Linked DNA regions of Homo sapiens: region 2 is linked to region 1. The links are chromatin loops, found by intact Hi-C in ENCODE. Cell type or tissue: prostate gland. All regions are shown on one strand. Each heading gives the region's core, and the rest is flanking DNA. Links, peaks and the distances in the headings are about the cores only. Region 1 has its middle 100 kb from the start of EXOC2. Region 2 has its middle 200 kb from the start of LINC01622.

What was found. Peaks named below come from ENCODE experiments on the same cell type or tissue, not always from the same donor. Only the 100,000 strongest peaks of a DNase experiment are listed, where the experiment ranks them.
Region 2: a loop joins it to region 1, with 2.2 times the contacts of the local background. A loop is called at or near these places in 10 of 110 quality-filtered maps.

The regions. Positions count from the first base shown.
Region 1 is chr6:794,706-800,089 of GRCh38, reverse strand. No RefSeq gene overlaps it. Among named protein-coding and RNA genes, the nearest start is that of EXOC2, 100 kb to the right of the region's middle. In prostate gland, for the core only: a CTCF peak has its summit at 2,401 (motif pointing left); a DNase peak (open chromatin) is centred at 2,369.
Region 2 is chr6:898,339-903,722 of GRCh38, reverse strand. No RefSeq gene overlaps it. Among named protein-coding and RNA genes, the nearest start is that of LINC01622, 200 kb to the left of the region's middle. In prostate gland, for the core only: no CTCF peak of the experiment used is centred there; DNase peaks (open chromatin) are centred at 1,834 and 2,769.

The sequences.
Region 1 (5,384 bases), core at 232-5,231:
CCGTCTCCAGAGACACTGCTCTCCATGAGCCCACAAATGTGGGTGCTTGGTCTCTAGATGAGACAGATGAGCAGTTTGTAGCCTGGACAGGGAACGAGTGCTGGGTGGTGACCTTCCCTTCCAGCCTAAGCCAACACACCCTGGCTCTTGAGATGTGAACCACTTGTTAAGGGAGTTAAATGGCCTGAGCTCCGGATGGGTGGCCCTGGACAACTAGAGAGGCAACCCTGTGTTGTAAGAGACATCAAGCTGTGACAACATGAAACGAGTTCGCCACTCAAAAGCAGTATAGCAGCCTTTAGTTCCTGGGAAAATGAGACCATGTCCTCCATGCAGAATCAGCATGATAAAAGCACTTGTCTTATTAGGTGGGAAGATGACCAGATAGCCTCAAATTACTTCCCCAGTTCCAGGATTCTACCTACAAATAGAGGATGCCCCACACATTCAAGGAGCTGAAATGTTTAACATCAGAGAAATAAGCCTCAAGAGAGATGGGCAGACATGACCGCTGCAGTCAGACTCTATGAATTAAAGAAAAGCAAACCAACACACATGCAAACACGTGAGCAAGGAAGACTGTTTCCCCAATGCTCTTGCACGTTTTCTACTGTGACACTTTCGGGGGTTTTCAACCCTCTTTTCGCATTTTTGGATACCCATAGTAAGCAATAAGACAGCGAAAAGAAAAGATCAATGCTTCACGGAGCTGAGTTAAAACTAGCAAAGTAAAAAACGTCAAGACAAATTTCACCTACCAGCATGCTGTGAGGGCTAGAGAGTATTGTGGGATTGTACAAGATTTGGGAGAACCAGACAGATGACTTTTTGTTTTGATGTCTTTAAAGTATTTATCTTGAAGAGGAAAAGAAAACAAATGTCTTAGTATGTTACAATTTTTGGCTGTATTAAAGATCCAGCGAAATGAGAGAATTCAAATGTGAACCACAAAAAAATCTTTCTTCATAAAGGGAGAGGTAAAAGAGTAGAAAGTTAATCAATTTGGAATTTTTCTCTCTCTAATTCAAAACACGTTTCTCTAAAAATGTTCCTATGTCTGAAAAATACATATCACTACTTTTCTAAATTTAAAAATGCTGGTTTAAAAAGTAAAGGGGCACAGTTAAGCTATGTATTTATTAAATATATATGAATCTGACTGCTTGCTAGATCATTTATTACATATAAAGTTCCAATTTGGGAAATTCTTATAAGTTTAATTAGGTCTTTTTAATAAAAAACTAATTTTATTAAAACCTTAAAATGTAAGTAATGTTTTATTCAGACTTCCAAATTCAAGTAATTTAGCAAAAGGTTCAAACATCTGCTTCCAAAGCAAGCTTAGCAAAAGTTAGACAAGAAAATTGTTTCTCCATCCTCACTCAGATAACATGTAAATGTACAGAGCTTGCTGGAAATGAACTGGAAGGCTCCTAGGTTTCCAGTAAGTCACAAATAAGCAAACAGCCTGAGAAGAGTCAATGGAATTTGTAGATCTAAAACAGCACCTTAGGGAGAAAGCTCAGCCCCACATTTTACAAACAGGAAAAATGAATGGAGAAAGGTTAAGCACCTGCCCAGCGGCAGCTTGCAGGCCCCTGGCGGAGTCGGGCTCGGAGCCTGGAGCTCCACACCTTCTGAGGGCCGTCCTTTTCCAAGGATCTTCTCCTGGTTGACTGCTGTCCCTTCCAGAGCTCCCAATAAACTGTTTGGGGTAAATTAATCTATCTTTATTTGAAGTGAAGTCATTGACAAAAACGTAAATCATTAAGACATATTGTAATTTATGATCCCCAAACCCATCAACACTCATAGGCAGATAAACCTGGAGATTTCCACATACAGATTTCTAAAGTGCCGTATGTGTGAAGCCATTGTTGAAACAGTTCTAGTGAGATGTCGTTTTTATAATACGCAATTCACTTAAAGCGTTCAATTCAGTGACTTTTAGTATATTGACAGAGTCGTGCATCCATCACCACAATCAATTTCAGAATATTTATTACCCAAAAGAAGCCCTAAGCCCCTCAGCCATCACCTCCATTCAAACCTCCTTTCCACCTAGCCCCCAGCCCTGGGCACCCACTACCCCCATCCCCATCGACTTGCCTCTTCAGGACATTTTGTATAAATGGGAACATACAATATATGTGGCCTTTGTAACTGATCCAAGTCATTTTTTAAAGACCTAAAACAAGCATTTATTCAAATCTATATTCTTTTTTATTTTTCAGTAATCTAGCTGACTTTTCAGTGAGTTCAAACTTCATGTTTCCCAGTTTTGAAGATGTGGTTGTAATGTTGTCCTCGGGAGCGGATAAACGTTTGGCTGTACTGGAAGGTGCTCTCTGAAAAGAAATGAACTGTTCCACAGCCATTGTGTATGCTTTTGTGACCCCTGCTGGCAGGATGTAATAGTGTGCTTTCAAAATCAGTTCCTTGAAATGCTTTTCCTATCTTAAATTTTAAAATAATGAATAGAGCACGTGACTATTAATGGGTATAAAATGTAATTAAAGTTGGTTGCTATGTGTATGTATCCTGTTCTTTTCCTAGAAATTATAAAGCTGCAGGCTGTTCCTAAAGCTGTTGTTAAAACCCTGTCCAAAGTGCTACTTACTTAACACTTTCCATTTTTCACAAGGAAAATGCTTAATCTGATAGCATTTCATCTCAATCCTAACAAAACCATAAAATCTGAAAGCTGTTTTATTACTGTTTAGAAGAATAAAATGCATGAGATGAAGATTTTATTAAAACAATGTGTGAAGGCTACTAAGAGAAAAAAGAAATATAAAAATACAAAACATGTATAAATAACAATAAAGTCCCTCTGAGGCTTAGAGGCTTGTGAAAATTATTTTTAGTACAATTATTTAACATATCTATTGCTCTTTGAGTATTTCTCAATTTTAAAGTGGGTTTAAAATTGAAACTTTGATATTTACTAGTTTTTCCTAATCTTAAATTTCCTATTTTAATTTAAAATAGAGGAGACAGAAAAAGAAAATAAATTCATAAATAGTTTTCTATGCCCTTCATAATACAACAGATTAGTGCTTCCAGTTTTATAAACATTAAAATTATTTCTGCTTTGTTAATAAGATTCCATAATCCTAGAACTAGTGCTTTAAAAAATCTATGCTTAAAATTATCCGTAGAGATTTAACTGTTTTTTAAAACCATTGTCACCAGAAATGGTTTTTATCTTGCAGAAACTTTGAGAACTCTTCAAAAGCGAATGTTTGATTTAACACACATTACTGTTAATTTATTTCCTGGTTAAAAAAAGAAAAAAGAAGAAGAAATAACATTTACAGCAGATACATGAGTTTATTTTATTAGCCCTTCAGTTATTTTACAATTATTTGTATGTTCTGGGTAAGTTTACACAGAGCACCTTGTGCTATTTTATGGAGATTTTAAAACATATTCATGTACCTCCTAAGGCAAAAAAAAAAAGTGTTTAATCAGTTTATGTATACATAAATAAACTTTTTGAGTTAAAGGATTCAAATTGGGTTACCGTACTCATTTTTATGTTTTTAATAAAATGTCAAAGCAGAAATGTATAGATAAGATATGGATAACAAATCATTGCTTTCTGAAATGCAGAGTTTACATGTTTATGTGTGTATGTGGTTATAAACATAGGCAACACACAATGAGGAAAGAAACTTTTCCTTGGATCTGCACGTCAGTAAGGCTTTGGCTTTGAAGGCTGACAAAGAATAACCAGGATCAGAAAGCACATCTAGGAACTTCGAACCTGGAGATCTGATCTGCTGTTAGAAGCAAGAAGGAAGGGATGAGGTAGTCTTCATTCAGCATTGGAGAAGAGAGCAAATCGTTTTCAGGATTATCAGAACTCATGTGGTCTATGGAAAACTGAAATGAAGGAGGACCTATATGGATTATTACTCCCATATTTAGTATGTTTCAATACTCACGATTGCAGGTACCTCTGCAGAATGTACAGATTCACACATCTTAATATTTAAAAAAAATTCTGAGTAAGAGTCCCTCTTCTTTATCATTACCTGGAAGATTAATCCAAGCTTTGCTTCTTAAATAAAACAGCTTTAATTTCTCATATATTTCAAACCTATGTAGACTATTAGCTTCCCTCATTTTTTGTATTTTTTTAAACATTCACTTAATTGTAGGTGACCTTTCTCCTTCTGATATTGGATCCTACTTTTACCTCGTTGAAAAGTCAAAGAGAAACATAAAACATAGGCAAAATGTGTCATAAGCATTTCTTACTTGTTTTTTACAATTTGTAAGCAGTTAGCTCAACCCATTTTTCCTATCCAAAGAAAAGGAATACAAAATTGGAGAATCATTTACTCTCTTGGCCTGGTGAGGCTAAATGATAGTTTCTAGTTGTAAGGGGCTAATGAGAATGGAAGACCTTGTCTTAAAGGAGTTCTACCTTTTCTCAGAAAGTGGCCAATTACCGTTTACGGCCCCAGCACTCTTTGATACTAATCAGTTAATTCAGTCTCCTGGCCCTCAGATATATTGGTGTTTACTCTATTAAGCAGCACACATTTCAATACGGTGAAACACATGTTTGGCTGAAATCGGATCCTTCTGCTCATCAGCTCCCCTATGCAGAGGTTAGGAAGACAAGACAAAAGACTGTTGGCAACAAACACAGCCAAATTAAGAGCAGTTTCCAAGTGCATTTCCTTAAAGCAGTAGGGATGTTAGAAATCGGTAGGGGAGAGTTTTTGGTGAAGCAAGTTTAAAAGAGACAGACTCCGGCGGAACATCTGGCAGCATGTGCCCCCCTTCAAGCCCCCACCCTCCTGCGGCTGGCCAGCCGTGTGCTCCAGCGATAGCCCCAATATAATTTCATTGCAGCAGGAAATCTGGAGCCACATCCTGACACTGACAAGGTAATGAGGCACTGCCAGACGCAGTGAGAGTCTCTTGTATCTGCACTGGGGTTTTATGGTTGCAGCTTCCATTTATTATCAGTCTAGATTTGTTACCTGCTTCTATGTCTTGGACAGGAATCCATCACTAGGAGCATTGAAACAGGGATGCTGAAACAGATGGCAGTCTAAGCATGTCTCCACTCTGGGGGGCTGTGTTCCCAGGGGTAACTGGGGAGATTCCTAACGTGGTCGTGATTAAATCTCCCGTTTTATACAATAGACATTTTTGCATTTTGTACTGAACTGATGAAATATGTGAAGGTGATATTTCATGAAAACCCTCTAAGAATATTTAAAATTTATCTTATATGCACATGAATTTAAAAGCCTTGTATGCCATTACAATCACATATATTAAGAAACCTATTTTTTACTACAAAATGCAAAGTTCGAACCTCAAAGTTTCATTATCTTACTCTTTCCTCTCTATGGCACCAG
Region 2 (5,384 bases), core at 188-5,187, 100 kb before region 1:
TCTTCAGCTCTGAAATCTTAAAATACCTTACTTCTATTTTACAAAGCAGAAGAGAGGCTTATATTTGACAAACTGTGAGACTCACTAAGTTTCTGAAAATTTTTTACCACATAATCCCTTAATTTAGACTCTGAATTCTTCCAACTACTGGTTTAAAAATAATAATAACTTTTGCTTGAACTTGGCGACAGGCTTAAATTAAAACTTGTACTTAGTGGTGACTTGGTCATAAACCATTGCTTTATGCTGGAAACACTCAGCTTGCTAACTTATGTTGGGCTTTTTTTTTTTTTTTTACAGAGTCTCACTCTGTCACCCAGGCTGGAGTGCAGTGGCGTGATCTCAGCTCACTGCAACCTCCGCCTCCTGAGTTCAAGTGATTCTCCTGCCTCAGCCTCCTGAGTAGCTGGGATTACAGGTGCACACCATCACGCCTGGCTAATTTTTGTATTTTTAGTAGAGATGGGGTTTCCCCCATGTTAGCCAGGATGGTCTCAAACTCCTGAACTCAGGTGATCTGCCCACCTCGGCCTCCCAGAGTGCTGGTACTTACAATTCAATACAGTTCCATGTTTGCAGGGCTGAATCATTACTTCAGGCAACCCTTGCTGCCAGTGACCCCAGCCTCAGAAGGTCCCTGGACTTGATAATGCTCTGTCGTTCCCATGTGGCACTTCTTAATCCTTTTGAACTAGGGGCCTCAAATTTTCATTTTGCACTGGGCCCCGCAAATTATGTCGCTGGTTCTGGGTGTTTTGTATGTAAAATCACCTCTGTGCAAATTTCTCCATAAAACACAATCACGACAAAACCAAGAGAAAGAGGTAAATTGTTTCTAAGACAAAATGAGCAACGTTTTTGTTGTTTTTTCTTTCTTTTTTCCTTTCTTTAATTGCAGTCCACATGCAGAAATGCTGCTTTGCAGAGTTTGGAAAAGATAGCTTTACCTTTCTCCTCACCCCTGCTCCAGAGAAAAGAGTTCTTCCATAGGTCTGTTCCTAGCCACTTTAAAACAGCAGTTCTGACCAGGTGGCTCACACTTGTAACCCGGCCCTTTGGGAGATGGAGGCAGGAGGATCCCTTGAGACCAGGAGTGTGAGACCAGCCTGGGCAACAAAGCGAGATGCTGCCCCTACAAAAAGCAATTATTTCGCTATTTAGCAGGGCATGATGGGCCTGTAGTCCCAGCTACTCAAGAGACTGAGGTGGGAGGATCGCCTGAGTCCAGGAGGTCCAGGCTGCAGTGAGCCGTGATGAAGCCACTGCTCTCCAGCCTGGGCAATGGAGTGAGACCCTGTCTCAAAAATATTTTTTTAAATAGCCAGCAACTCCTACATCTCCCTACCCACGTACATGTGCTTATAAGAAGGAAAGGGTGAGAGAGGGAGGGTAAAGGGAGGGAGGAGTTAGGGAACTTACATCTGTCATCCCCTCAACACACATGCACACACACAATGCCACACACCAAGAGCTTTCTATCCACGGCATACTTGGGAATTTTCAGCGTGCTCATCATCTGATGGACACTTTATGGGAAGAGGGATTTCATTGCTTCTTTTATAGAGCATTAAAGATTTTTTTAATGTTGCTTCAGTGCTATGTACACTGGGCAAGAAATCTCCAGTGTTTCTGCATTTGTTTTAGCTTCCATTTAAGACTATTCCATTAAATAAAATTTCTTAAAAGCTGCACGTCAGTGTGTTTTGACTTAAAAGAACACGGCAATTCTTTTGATTTTGTTAATATTCCAAAAATAAATATTTGACTCATAAAGGTTAAGGAAAATTCATTCTTGTTTACAGTGGCTGCACATGTCCTATGCTCGTTCCAATTCTGGCAGCCAAGCAGCTGGCCCCTTCCACCGGAGCTCCCCGGCCAGCTGTGTGCCCAAGGTTGCTTGAAAACTGTTAAAAAGCATTTACAAACGTTCATATAGACAGGTGTTCTTGCATAAAGCAAAGCTGCCTTCTAAGAATCTAATAAGAAGGATCACACATTTAACTCCATAAAATAGTCAAAATTAAATGCAGGTAATGAAACAAAAGGGACGCCCAAACAACTTAAACAATAGGCTACTTCTGTGCCAAATCGCCTTTTGCCTCCGTCTCCCAAAGGGCTGGGTCCAGGACGTGGGATGCGCTATGGCCCTACCCAGGGGTACTCTCTGTTGGTCAGATTTCTATACCAGGAACATCTGTGCCTACAGAAAACACCTCCCTTAGGATTCGTAGGTGCTACCAAGTGTGCTAGGAGCTGGAGAAAGGGACTTCTCGTGTAGAAATGCCTCTCGTGCTCATTCACCTTGGTGGAGTATTTCATGGGGATTTCTCCAGCTGCGTGATTGAAATTATAGGGAGAAGCAGCTCTCACTGCCACATCAGGACACAGCCAGCACCAGCACATGCTGGATTCAAGCCAACGTGTTAGAAACACGCAAACTCAGGTCGCTCCATGTCTTGTCAGATCGTGTAACTTGGAATGCCTCTGCGGGAACCATAAGCCACCCACCCTTGAGCAGAAACCGAGAGTAAACATTTAGAAACTTTTCTAGCAAATGTTTAACTTTTTATATTTTGAAATAACTGCAAATTTACTGAAAAGTTGCAAAAGGGGTACAAAGAGCTTCCTTCCTGCTGTGTACTCTTCACCGGGGGGGTCCCTAATTGTTAGCATTTATCTCAATACCGTCACATTCGATGTGTGAGGACGGGGCTGGGTGGTTGTCGTGTACACCTGGGTGTTCCTGAACCAGCCAGTGAGCTGCTCATGTGACGCTGTGTCATCTGTTCTTATTAATACTACACTGTGCATTCCCTACGCACAAGGACATTGTTCTACATAAACTAAGCACAGCGTCAAAATCAAGACATTCACACGGCTCTATACAGCACTGTCACATCAACCCCCATTCAAGTTTCCCCGACGGCACTAATAGTGTTTTTCAAAGGTCCAGAGTGCAATTCAGGGTCACACGTTGCCTGTGGTTTCACAACTCCAATTCCCTTCCATCCGAAACAGTTTCAAAGCCTTTGTCTTTCACGATCTTCACTTTTTAAATACAGGTCTTTCGTTGGATAAAAATGCTCCTTGGTTTGGACTTGTCTCAGGTTTGTCACTTGTGCATTTTGGGCAAGAATCCCTTAGAAATGACCCTGTGCTCTTCTCAGTGTACCACATCTGGGGGCACTGTGTCAGGCTGTTCTTGTGTTGCTATAAAGAAACACCTGAGGCCAGGTGCGGTGGCTCACGCCTGTAATCCCAGCACTTTGGGAGGCCAAGGCAGGAGGATCACCTGAGGTCTGGAGTTTGAGACCAGCCTGGCCAACATGGTGAAACCCTGTCACTACTAAAAATACAAAAAATTAGCTGGGTGTGGCGGTGGGCACCTGTAATCCCAGCTACTCTGGAGGCTGAGGCAGGAGAATCATGGGAACACAGGAGGCAGAGGTTGCAGTGAGCTGAGATTGTGCCATTGCACTCCAGCCTGGGTGACAAGAGTGAAATTCCATCTCAAAAAAAAAAAAGAAAGAAAAGGAAAGAAACACCTAAGGCCAAGTGCGGTGGCTCACGCCTGTTATCCCAGGACTCAGGGAGGCCAAGGCAGGTGGGTCACCTGAGGTCAGGAGTTCGAGAGTAGCCTGGCCAACATGGTGAAACCCTGTCTCTGTTAAAAATACAAAATTAGGCGGGCATGGTGGTTGGCTTCTGTAATCCCAGCTACTCGGGAGGCTGAGGCAGGAGAATTGCTTGAACGGGCGGGGAGCCGGAGGTTTCTGTGAGCCGAAACCCTGCCAATGCACTCCAGCCTGGGCAACAAGAGTGAGACTGTCAAAAACAAACAAACAAACAAACAAAAACAAACAAACAAACAAAAACACCTGAGACTGGGTAATTTATAAATAAGAGGTTTAACTGGCTCATTGGCTCATGGTTCTACAGGCTGTACAGGAAGCATGGTGATCGCTCCACTTCTGGGGACCTCAGGAATCTTCTAATCATGGCAGAGGGAAAAGGGGAGCAGGCATCTCACATGACAGGAGGAGGAGCAAGAGAGAGTTTGAGGGGAGATGCCATCACCTTTAAATGACCACATCTCTTGAACTCAGAGCAAGAACTCACTTATCACCAAGGAGATGACCCAAGCCATTCATGGAGGGATCTGCCCCATGATCCAAACACCTCCCACCGGGCCCCACCTCCAACACGGGGACTCCATTTCAACATGAGATTTGGGCAGGGAGAAATATCGAAACTGTACCAGGCACCCGAGGTTAGTTTGTCCTATTGGTAGGTGAAATTAATTTATCACTTGGTTTAGAGGAGATCTGGTAGGTTTCTCCACTGTGAAGTCAGGTAATGAGTTTCTGATACTCATTAGTTGGTAAGGAATTAATGAGTATTTTGTGGAGAAAAGCTTTGAGACTTCAACAAGAAGGTAGGCTTTTCCCTTCTCTCTCATTTATTCATTCATATCAATGTGAACTCCTGAATTCCTATTTTGCTCAAAGGGTTACAAACTGTAGCGCACTATTATTTTGATGCTTAAGTGTTCCATTTGGTCAGTGGGAGTGACTTTGATCTGGTTCCTGGACTGGTTTAACAAAGCCCACATCACTTTTTGAGCACTTCCATATTTTCTGGCACAAAATAAATTCTCCAAGCTCATCTAGGATTTTCTCTGGCCAACCCTGGAGTCAGCCATCTCTCCAAGGAGCCTTGGTTCCTTTCAGTGGTGTGTGGCATTTAGAACCCAAGCTATGGGTACCAGGTGTGCTCACTGTTGCCAGGGTGTCATTGCTTCCATGCCCTAGCAGCATAGATAGAACCAGGAAATACATGGATATGCACATACATTGTAAATGCATATGTATACATATGCAAGTACATTTTATTTCTACCTATCTATTTTAAACACCATGAGCTGACAACAATACCTGCAATCCCACCCAACACTGTAGGACTTATTTTTACTCATTCCTCTTTCCATATATGTAACTTCCTCCTCCAGCAATGTGAAACATCAACTCTCGTCATCTCAAAGGACTTGTTTATTGTCTGGATTTCACCTGTGTAACAGTCTCTGGCCTAAGCTGGCTAAAAACTAGGCCCACAGGCACACATCCTCTTCCTGGCCAGGTGCAGAGCCAAAGCTCTGACCCATTGAAGGGAAAGGGGAAAGGGAGGGAGAAAGCAAAGGATGGAGGTGGGAGAGAAGAACAGGGAGCAGGGAGGAAGGAGGAAGGAGCTACTGCTGCGGAGCAAGTGGACACAACAGTTTCACGTCTGTGGAATCTCATGACAAAACCATGTGGCTTGTATTTTGGAAGCTTTCATTTTATGTTCTAGTGATTCATGTTACCGTATTTTACAAAATGATTGGTCTG